Regions from separate parts of the Homo sapiens genome. Here region 1 is linked to region 2. A link is an interaction called in ENCODE POLR2A ChIA-PET data of the cell type or tissue named here. Cell type or tissue: PC-3. All regions are shown on one strand. Links, peaks and the distances in the headings refer to the core of each region. The heading gives the core; the rest is flanking DNA. Region 1 has its middle 8.0 kb from the start of GNA13. Region 2 has its middle 14 kb from the start of RGS9.

Region 1 (5,376 bases), core at 215-5,214, 59 kb after region 2:
AAGCTCTGGCTACTGCATGAATCCAATGCAGTGTTTCAGCCGAGCATTCAGTGTCCCTATTGGGATCCATTTCGAGAGTCTTGGAACTTGGAGGTCTAGTTCAGCCCTTGACAAACAGGGGCAATTTAGATGCTATTGCATTATGTCTTCCCAGCCAGTACCACTCTTAGCTCCAGGCAACAGAGGCCCCTGCCCGCCTGTGCTTTAGAGGATCCTGCTCTGGTCCTCGCCTGGTGCTACCCCTACACATGGAGCAATGCCAAGGGACTTACCAGAGCCTGTACTTCCCCTCAGACCAAACCCTAGGTACCGGGGACTACAAGGCTATTCATTCAAGTGGGCCAAGGTCTGGGTGTAGGGCTGTGCTGAGGGAGGACTGCACCACTGATGTACCCATCCTAAGCCTGAGGGCTGTCCAGTGGCAGCTGCTGGGGGTGAAGGAGTGCACAGAGCATGGGCGTGCGGGCTGACTCATCCACATTCATGCCCATGAGGCACCCCCCATTGCCCATGACCTTGATGGCATAGATACCAGTCCATCAACTGGACAATAAGCACTTTGATAGAAGAAAACATGGTAACATGGATAGCCTGCTCTTTTATATAACCCCTACAAAACCCTCTGAAATTATGATGTCCAGTTTCCAGATTAGAATACAAAGCCCAGGCCGGGTGCAGTGGCTCACACCTGTAATTCCAGCACTTCAGGAGGCTGAGGTGGGCAGATCATTTGAGGTCAGAAGTTCGAGACCAGCCTGGCTAACGTGGTGAAACCCCATCTCTACTAAAAATACAAAAAAATTAGCCGGCCATGGTGGCGCACATCTGTGATCCCAGCAACTAAGGAGGCTGAGGCAGGAGAATTGCTTGAACCCAGGAGGCAGAGGTTGCAGTGAGCCGAGATAGTACCACTACACTCCAGGCTGGGCAACAGAGTGAGACTCTGTCTCCAAAAACAAAAAAGAATACAAAACCCACTCCTTTTTCTTCCCCCTTTTGCACAAGCCCCCCACCCCCTCAGATAAAAGCTCTTGCTCTTACTGTACTGTGCCAGCATCCCTACTCTAACCTCTGCTCTCTGGCTGAAGAAGTGATTGCTTAGGCTTGTGGGAATTAGTAAATCCTTCCTCTCTTCAGAGTTAAGATTCTGGATATAACCCCAAATAGGCATTTTTTTTTTTCTTATTGCTGCATCAGGCCCTTTCCACCAGAAACAGATCCTGTTTGGGGACACACCTGTGGCTGTGAGTGAGCCTGCGCATGAGACAGAGAGCAACCATGTTTAAATCATAAAAGGAAGGGCTTTGGAAAGATACAGAGAGAGCATTCTGACAGTGACAACGTTGCTAAACCTTCAAAGGGCTTTTAAAGAAGTTTTGTTGTTCCTTCCTCAAAAAACCTAAAACGGAACCTCCCATTTATGGACAAACACTGAGCCTGGGGGTTCTGTAATTTAATCCTACAATAAATCTGTGTGTGTAACTCCCAGTTTACAGATAAGAAAGGCAAGGCTCTGTTCTATTAACTGAGTTCTCCCTGGGGTTCTCCCCACTGTACTACATCCTTCTCTGGAAAACCAAATGAATAGCAAACAATCTGATATGGGCCAGGTGCAGTGGCTCAAGCCTGTAATCCCAGCACTTTGGGAGACCGAGGCGGGCAGATCACGAGGTCAGGAGTTTGAGACCAGTCTGACCAACATGGTGAAACTCCATCTCTACTAAAAATATAAAAATTAGCCAGGCGTGGTGGCGCACACCTATAATCTCAGCTACTCAGGAAGCTGAGGCAGGAGAATCGCTTGAACTTGGGAGGCAGAGGTTGCAGTGCACCATTGCACTGCAGCCTGGGTGACAGAGCAAGACTCCATCTCAAAAAAAAAAAAAAAAAATCTGATATGATCCATACTGGTTTCCACAGAAAAGTCGATTCCCTCGCTATCTTTAAAAATATATATATGTATGTATATATGTACGTATATGTATACATTTGATATAGAGATGGGATCTCGCCATGTTGCCCAGGCTGGTCTCAAACTCCCGGGTTCAAGTAATCCTCCCACCTTGGCCTCCCAAAATGCTGGAATTACAGGTGTGAGCCACCACACCCAGTATCTCACTATCTTAAGGGAGCTTTTCCTATTATAGTTCTGTTAATGAGCAAAGAAAGGGGAAACAATCACAAATACACAATTGCTTGCCACACACCCAGCACCTTCCTTTGTTTTTATTTTCTCCTCTTCTCCTCTTTGGGCCTGGCATAACCTTTCCACAACCAGGAGAAAGCTAATAACTAAAGCAAATGAGGGCCAGGTGCATTGGCTCATGCCTGTAATCCCAGCACTTTGGGAGACTGAGGTGGGCGGATCGCTTGAGCCCAGGAGTTTGAGACCAGCCTGGGTAACATAGTGAGACGCCCTCCGATCCCTACAAAAAATTTAAAAATTAGCAGGGCATGGTGGCATGTGCCTGTGGTCACAGCTACTTGGGAGGCTGAGGAAAGAGGATTGTTTGAGCCTAGCAGGTAAGGCTGCAGTGAGCAGTGATCTCACCACTACATTCCAGTCTGGCGACAGAGCAAGACCCTGTTTCTAAATAAACAAAGTAAATGAGGGACCTCAGCTACAGTGCCTCATCTGCTAAGCCCTTTAATTCTGTCATTCTGACTCAGCAGTTGCTGCCTTTCCCTGAATCCTATCGTGAGCAGGCCTTTCTTTTCTGTAGCAGCTGACACAGGAGTTTAAAGAAAACTTATGATATTATTTGCACTGGGAGCCCACGTGTTATGGTCTGACAAAGGCTGCATGGACCATTTCTCAGCACCCTCTGAGCCCTTACTGCTCGATGATAAACTCAACCAGAGGACATGCCCTGGCATTTTGCACTGAGGTAAAGGCCGGGTCTACAGGCCATGACATGTGATGCTACCTGTAGACAGAGCAAGCTAGCCAGGAGTGTGGCTGCTGGAAGGGGCAGGTCCAAGCTTGCTAATCCAGTGTTCCGAGGGAAAGAAAACTGCTGTCTGCTGCCGGGTTGTGAGCAGAAGATCTTTACATGGAGGAATGAATTGAGACTGCCAACTTGAACTTCACTGGAGAAACAGAATTTACATTCAAGCATCCTTAGGCCAGGCACAGTGACTCTCCTCTGTAGTCATAGCACTTTTTGAGACCGAGGTGGTAGGCTCACTTGAGGCCAGGAGCTCAAGACCAGCCTGGACAACAAAGTGAGAACCTGTCTCTACAAAAAATAATTAGTCGGGTGTGGTGGTCTGTAGTCCCAGCTACTTGGGAGGCTGAGGTAGGCCCCTTGAGCCTAGAAGTTGGAGGCTGCAGTAAGCTGTGATCATACCATTGCACTCTAGCCTGGGTGACAGAGTGAAACTGTCTCATAAAAATAAACACATAAATAATTTAAAATTATCGTTATCCGTTTCTGGCAAGGCGCAGAGCATTGACAGGCAATAAAATACTAAAAATGTATCCTTCTGCTTTAAAAGCTGTAAGTAAAAATAAAGGAGAAGGGGTGAGCACGATGTTTTGAGTTTTTCCGAATCTCAGATTTACAGGCAAAGCCTTGTGATGAGTGTTACATACAGATTGCCCTTAAACCTATCTGACGCAGTAAGCAAGGTGGAAGGATTTTAGGAGTGCCAGTGTCCCTTTAAGACAGTACCAGCTTCTGACTTTGGAGGAGCTGAGGTCTCAGCTGGTCAACAGCAGCCCATAGGTCTTTTTTGGAGGCTGAGAAAAAATACAACCAATAATTAAAGTCATGTTTTCGGTTATTAACAACAACAAACAAAACCACCACCAATTTGATTCCACATGTCTAGTTTCATACAAAATTTTCCACATGAGAGGCTTATTCTGGTAAAGGCAACATCAAATTTCATTACACACACACACACACACACACACACACACACACACACAAAAGGGTTTCTTTTTAAATCTTCCTACGGTAAGTGAAAAATGTGTGGGGCTTGTGCATCATACAAATAAACAAACAAACAAGCTTGGCTCCTCTTTTCTTATTTCTCCATCAGCCACCTGGAATATTTTACAAACCAGAGCCTGAGTTCAAAGTACAGAACATCTTACCAGGATCTGTCTGAGCTGGGGAACTTCAAGATGGCAGTCAGCCTGAAAGGGGCTGGAAAAATAATAAAGTACTGAACTCTATGGTGCCTGGAGGTTAAGTCCAGTTAGCTACTTGTCTCAGGTTTGAAATTCATACACTTGGGCATTCTGGGCACTACGGCAATTTTTGTACATCAAAAAGAGCAAGGGGGGCCAGGCATAGTGGCTCATGCCTGTAATCTCAGCACTTTGGGAGGCTGTGGTGGGAGGATAGCTTGTGGCCAGGAGTTCAAGACCAGCCTGAACAACATAGTGAGAGCCTGTCTCTTAAACAACAACAACAACAGAAAAAGTCAAGAACACTGGGGCAGGGTGCAGTCATTCATGTCTATAATCCCAGCACTGTGGGAGGCCAAGGCAGGAGGATCACGTGAGCCCAGGAGTTCAAAATCAACCAGGGCAACATACTAAAAATTAAAAAATTTGCCAGGCCTGGTAGGGCACACCTGTAGTCCTAGCTACTCAGGAGGCTGAGGTGGGAGAATCGAGGCTGCAGTGAGCTATGATAGCGCCAGTGCACTGCAGCCTGGGCAACAGAGCGAGATCTTATCTCCTACCAAAAAAAAAAAAAAAAAAGCACTGGACTAAGCAGCTTCCAGTTCCAGCTCTGCAACTGGCCACAGTGAATGAGGCTTTCAGAGAGTCATTTGCTAAATGGGAGCGAGGTTAATGTTGGGTGTTCCTAGTCGGGCTACTGTGAGCAGAGAATGAGATAAAGTAGGTCAAAGTGCTTTGAGGCATTTAAAACATGACACAAATGCAAGGGATTTGTATTTTGGGAGGGCTTGGGAATTCCCTTCCTTTCCCTATGGAAGGTAAGAAAAGTCTACGCCTGTTTTATCTGTAAGGAAGGGTTAGAATCCACCTATTTTGTACTGATGGTGAGACAAAAGAGAGTTTCGTAATAAGAAGGCTGGATTAACACAAGGTTTAACCATCAAGTAATGTGACAGATTTTTAAATAAACATCTAAATGGGCGTTGTCTCATCCTGAGTAGTAAGTAGTCACCTTGGCAGGGGAAACACTTATTTAAATTATATTTCCCATCAAAAAAAATTTTTGACACCTCTTTTGGAACTGTTCCTAGAGCCTTTGGCACATTCTTCTGAACATGTCTGAGGGTGACACATTTTTTGTCCTTTGTGGATGATTCTGATTTTTGTAAACAGCCCAAAGTTATTTGGCACAAAGATTGGCAAATAAGCTAAGTAAGACCTTTTTTTTTCATTGAAAA
Region 2 (5,376 bases), core at 86-5,085:
GGAGTTCGAGAACAGCCTGGCCAACATGATGAAACCCCATCCATACTAAAAATACAAAAATTAGCTGGGTGTGGTGGCGCACACCTGTAATCCCAGCTACTTGGGAGGCTGAGGCAGGAGAATCACTTGAACCCGGGAGTTAGAGGTTGCATGAGCCGAGATCATGACAATGCACTCCAGCCTGGGCAACAACAGAGTGAGACTCCGTCTCAAAAAAAAAAAAAAGTGAAAATGTTTGCTAAATTGCAGAATCTGGTGGTAGGAGAAGTCGGTTAAGTCAGGAAGTCCTCTATCTGTTAGGTTCTGGATGCTTCACCGAAGATTGCTAAGGGTTACCAATACCTGAATTAAGACACTATTACATTAATACTAATTAGGACTTCATGGAAAAACTTTCTAACAACTAATTTTGTACTTTAAGCAGATGATCTCACAGACCAGGGAACTGGGTGTCTTTGGAGTGTTCCCAGCTTCAGTGGCCACAGTCCAAAGTTGTAGATGAGATCTACTCTATACTCAATGGCAAACTGTGCTGCTGTCCATCTCTTTCAAACCTGAGAATTTCTGAGTCTCAGATGGATTCCAGGAGGGTCTTGTACAGCAGAGAAATTGATGCTGGTATCACTCGTTCAGTATCACCATCAAAAGATGAGCAATCACTCATTAGAAAGGGTTTTCGAGGGTTTCCAGGCTGGCCTGACCCATCTCCTCCAGGCACCTAATGAAGCCTGTCCTTTCCCTAGTGTCTTACTATATCTTTGTTGAGATGGGGGTCTCGCTAGGTTGCACAGGCTGGTGTCGAACTCCTGGACTCAAAGGATCCTCCTGCCTTGGCCTCCCAAAGTGCTGGGATTACAGTTATGAGCCACCATGCCTGGCCTTGTTTACTGTATCTTAAAGCCTCCTCTACACTTTGCATTTTATGTCTGAATTTTTGCACATGAATATTGGCCATGCGGGGTGGTCTTTCCTGAAGGCAGATTGGATCTATCTGAAAAGAATGCTAATTTCTCCTGTTAGTCTCCAAGGGAAGAGATGATTCCTAAGGCAGAAAAAGGAAGCAGTAATTCAGAAAGTGAATCTTAGGCACAAGTCTGTCCTTAGAACTCATCTGTCCACCACATGGGAGCCAGTCCAGGGCTAGGGAGATAGGGAGTCTGCAATCCCCAGGGATCAAGTTTTTTTTTGTTTTTTAAAGAAAATTGTTCATATTCATGTGGTTCTCTCTATTCCCCTTTTGTTTATCATCTAGGATTTATCACCTTTTCACTAGTTGTTCCAACTTCTTTCTCATCTCTGGGCTCAAGGCTATTCCGTTTCTTCAAGAAGCCTTTATTGAGCACCATTTCTGGGGTGGGAACTGTGTTAAGCAACCAGAGTACAAAGATGAATAAGACACAGTCCCACCTTCAGGGTATTCCCCGGAGGAAAGAAAAATATAAAATAAATGTCTAGGATAATGCAGTAGATGATATTGCAACATGTGGAAAGTAAAAAGAAAAGGAAAGAAAGGAAAGGTGGTAATAAAGCATGCTAGACATAGGAAATATTGATCAGAGTCACAGAGGTAGGAACTGATCATGGTAGGACATAACAAGCCCTGTTACACCTGCTTCATTCATTTAATCTTTACCCCTGTGAGGCAGGGGACTATTAATGTGCCCATTCAACAAATGAGTATACTGAGAGTCAGAGAAGCTGAATAACAAGCTGACATTCATGCATCTGTTAAGCAGCAGAGCCAGGACTCGGGGCCTTCAGCCTGGCTCATGACTTCATGTCTTACTGCCTTGCCATGCTGGGATATTCTCATTGGCCAGGCCTGGGTCATGGGCCCACCCCAGAAGTGGATTGAGGGCTAGTAGGTTTCCCACAGAAAAATCCTACTGTTAAAATCATTAAAAGAAAAACTGAATGTTGGGCGAACAATAACAGTAGTTGTCCATTGCAGAATCACTTCAAAAATACAGCTTTTCCTTTCTCTTGCATTATTTGCTTGAGATAAATTTTCACAGATGGGATCCCATGAGTCACGGTGGCTTTTGATATAAAATGCCAAGTAGTTTTTCAACAGGATGCATATATTTACATTCTGTCTGCTCAGAATGAACAAATTTCACCACACCCTTATTTGTGTTGGATGCCATATGTTTTGTAAACCTAGACAATTCTAATTTTAGTAGATTCTGCAGTTATTTATATTTGCATTGTTTTCCCTATCCCTTTTTAGAGTGGAAAATACAAATAAGAAAGTATATGTAAGTTGGTTAGCATGAACCTTCGAATCAACAGATGGGCCAGCTGGAGCCCTGGGAGCAAGTGGAAGAACAGGTGTGTCTCTCCTGCTCGCGGCCTTAGGGACCAGAGGACAGGGTCTGTGCTGAGAGACGACGCCAGCTCATCCAGTTCCAGCCTGGGGTTCAAACTCAAAAGGAACTTCAAATGTCAAACATTTCTGGGTTATTATTATTGTTATTACTCGTCATTTCAGCTGTGTTATTGCATGAATGTTAGACTTCATCTAAATTTTAAAAATGCATGTGCGCTACACTACTGGCAAAAAGCTAGAGAAACTTGTTGAGTTTGGGGGTGTCCTATTGTGTTCCTGTGTCTTCATTTTGTTAAATCGTGATGAAAGCAATTTCCGAGGCTCTGCTGGTGGTACTGCCAGGTGCGCACGAGTGAGAAGGGGTAGGAAAGGGATCGCGAAGAGACAAGCCGATGCTCCTTCCCCTCCTCGCTGGGAGTTCACTTTCCTTTGCGCCAGAGACCACAGGCTCCGCCGCTCGACGCCCAGACCATAGAGATGCGGAAACCTCCGGATTCCTAGAGAGGAAATGCGGGCTCAGGGTGTCGGCTTCCGGCGGTTGCCCACTTTCGGCTTCTTTCAGACAGCGTCCTGAGTGCACTGAGTTTGCGGGGTTTTTTCTGCTGGAGGGTTTCTCGCATCCTCTTAGGTCCCTGCTCTGGGCTCACGGGAGGCCTTGCCGGGTGGACGCGAACCCCTAATGCCGACTCTGGGGCCGCGGGCGGCCTCCTCCACGGAACTCGCGCGCCGCGGGATTGGGGGCCGGGGTGGAAGGCTTTTCGGAGGGGCCCCCTTGAAGCCCATAGCGCCGGGATCCCTTTCGCCTAAGTGCTACCTCGAGATCGGCCCCTCCAATACCTAAGCTCTGGACTTTCCTTTTTATAACCCCTACAGGCTCGAAAAAAATAATGGTGACACTGCAACTTAAAAGTATTTAATTTAGGCCGGGCGCACTGGCTCACGCCTGTAATCCCAGCACTCTGGGAAGCCAAGTTGGGAGGATCGCTGGAGCTCAGGAGTTAGAAACCGGCCTGGGCAACATAGCGAGACCCAGTCTCTACTAAAAAAAAAAAAAAAAAAAAAATACAAAAATTAGCCGGGCGTGGTGGTGTGCGCCTGTGGTCCCAGCTGCTCTGGAGGCTGAGGTGGGAGGATTGCTTGAGCCTGGGAGGTCGAGGCTGCAGTGAGCCTTGGTGGCACCCCTGCACTCCAGCCTGGGCGACAGAACAAGACCTGTAAATATATATACTTCAGGGCCCATTTTTCCCGTATGTAGGAGAACGACTGACTTGTCAATTTTAACAAGTCAAGTAACCAAAACAAACAAACAAAAAATGCACTTTAGTATTGTGACCACATAATGGGGAAGAAGATTAGTTCAGAAGATGAGGAACTATGAGCCTGGAAGAGTAGAGTACAAGAACTATGCAGACAGTGCCACTTGGAAGGAGGATTGGAGGTACAGGGGTAGAAAGGGTCCTAACGTCCTCCCTATGGGAGAGGAGGGTGAAGACAAAATCAAGATCTCTTAACCAAAGGCTGTGCATCATGGTGCACGCCTGTAGTCCCAACTACTCGGGAGGCTGAGGTAGGAGGATGGCTTGAGCCTGGGAGGCGGAGGTTGCAGTGAGCTGAGATCGTGCCACTGCACTGCAGCCTGGGTGACAGAATGAGGCCCTGTCTCAGAAAAAAAAAAATCTTACCAAGGAGAAATGAGACTCATGATTGTAGACTACTAGTTTGAGAATACTGGCCTGGATTCTCTACCAGGGCAGCCACTTACCACAGGTGTTAGTTCCTCAATAATTTTGAGATGTTATTTTACTGTTCATGATGTATGCTGGAGGAAGGCCAAGGCCGGGTTTTGTTCATTTCCATTTCCAGGTGTTATATGGCTTGTGGCAGTTCAGTGATTATGAATCATTTTCTTGAACATTTATAAAACGGAAACTATCCATAAAACGGAAACTATTCATGTGTGAAACTGATATACCTTCTCTGACACTTCTATGAGATTGTGTTGGGAAATATTCCCTATAAAGAAGCATTTGCCATTATGTGTTCCTGAGGCGAAAATAAGAAAAAGAGAGAGAGAGAGAGACAGAAAGAAAAGAAAAGGAAAGAGAGGGAGGGAGGGAGGGAAAAGAAAAGAAAAGAGAAAAAGAAGGAAAGAAAGAAAAAAGAAAGAGAGAAAGAGCGGGGGGAGGGAGGGAGGGAGGAATCTGCCAGTCTCTTAACACAGTTAATAGAATATTAGATCGTTCAGAGAAGGCCTGCCGTGATGAACTTGCTTAACTTTGTTTAGTCTGGTGTTTCTCTAGCATTTTAACCACAGAAACTTTAAAGTAACACTCTATTAATATCCCTCCCATGTGGTTTTTCCCAGAACACATTTTGCAAAATGCTGACATAAAGCATTCACCTGGGCACAGGACTGCTCAGAAGGCACTCGCAGCTCTCAAAAGGCATTTCAGATCTACTTTTTTGAAATCATCTGACTGGATTTCGGTTAGGATAGTTTCTGTTTTGTGAACGTTCAAGAAAATGATTCCTAGTTAGTGAAGTGCCACAAGCCATATAACACCTGGAAAAGGAAATGAACAAAACCTGGCCTTGGACTTCCTCCTGCACACATCATGAACAGTAAATAACATCTCAATATTATTGAGCAAACATTATCAATATACAGTTATTTATAAAACAGTAGAAATAATTATTTGGAAAAAATGTGAATTGTGTCGAAATTCTAAAATTCAGTAGATTCAGGGATTCTTAATGACAAACCTAGAAATTTGTTCACAGTCTCCTAGATGGACCTATTTTAATAAGATGTGATCAACATTTGCTAACTGTATAAATAGAATGTAATTAAAAACCATTTAAATGTGTTGTATATTTGCATTGATATTCATTGGAACCTTGCTCTGACATAGAATAAAATTTAGAACAATTGTTTTGAACATCACTCAACATAGCTTAGTTACTGAAACTATCTTGTTTGGCACAAACCTTCTTCAAGTAGAGCTACAAATTGACTTACTAGTATATTACTAAACTGTTGGAGTTTC

Evidence for each region. Peaks named below come from ENCODE experiments on the same cell type or tissue, not always from the same donor. Only the 100,000 strongest peaks of a DNase experiment are listed, where the experiment ranks them.
Region 1: POLR2A ChIA-PET joins it to region 2 with 14 read pairs; 16 of 35 experiments call an interaction of 5 or more read pairs at or near these places.

What each region holds. Positions count from the first base shown.
Region 1 is chr17:65,062,098-65,067,473 of GRCh38, reverse strand. No RefSeq gene overlaps it. Among named protein-coding and RNA genes, the nearest start is that of GNA13, 8.0 kb to the right of the region's middle. RefSeq lists an enhancer at 2,743-3,709. In PC-3, for the core only: no CTCF peak of the experiment used is centred there; a DNase peak (open chromatin) is centred at 2,633; H3K27ac peaks cover 2,133 bases.
Region 2 is chr17:65,120,887-65,126,262 of GRCh38, reverse strand. No RefSeq gene overlaps it. Among named protein-coding and RNA genes, the nearest start is that of RGS9, 14 kb to the left of the region's middle. RefSeq lists enhancers at 2,722-2,771, 2,577-3,107, 3,108-3,639. In PC-3, for the core only: no CTCF peak of the experiment used is centred there; DNase peaks (open chromatin) are centred at 2,052 and 2,812; H3K4me3 peaks cover 2,286 bases; H3K27ac peaks cover 2,655 bases.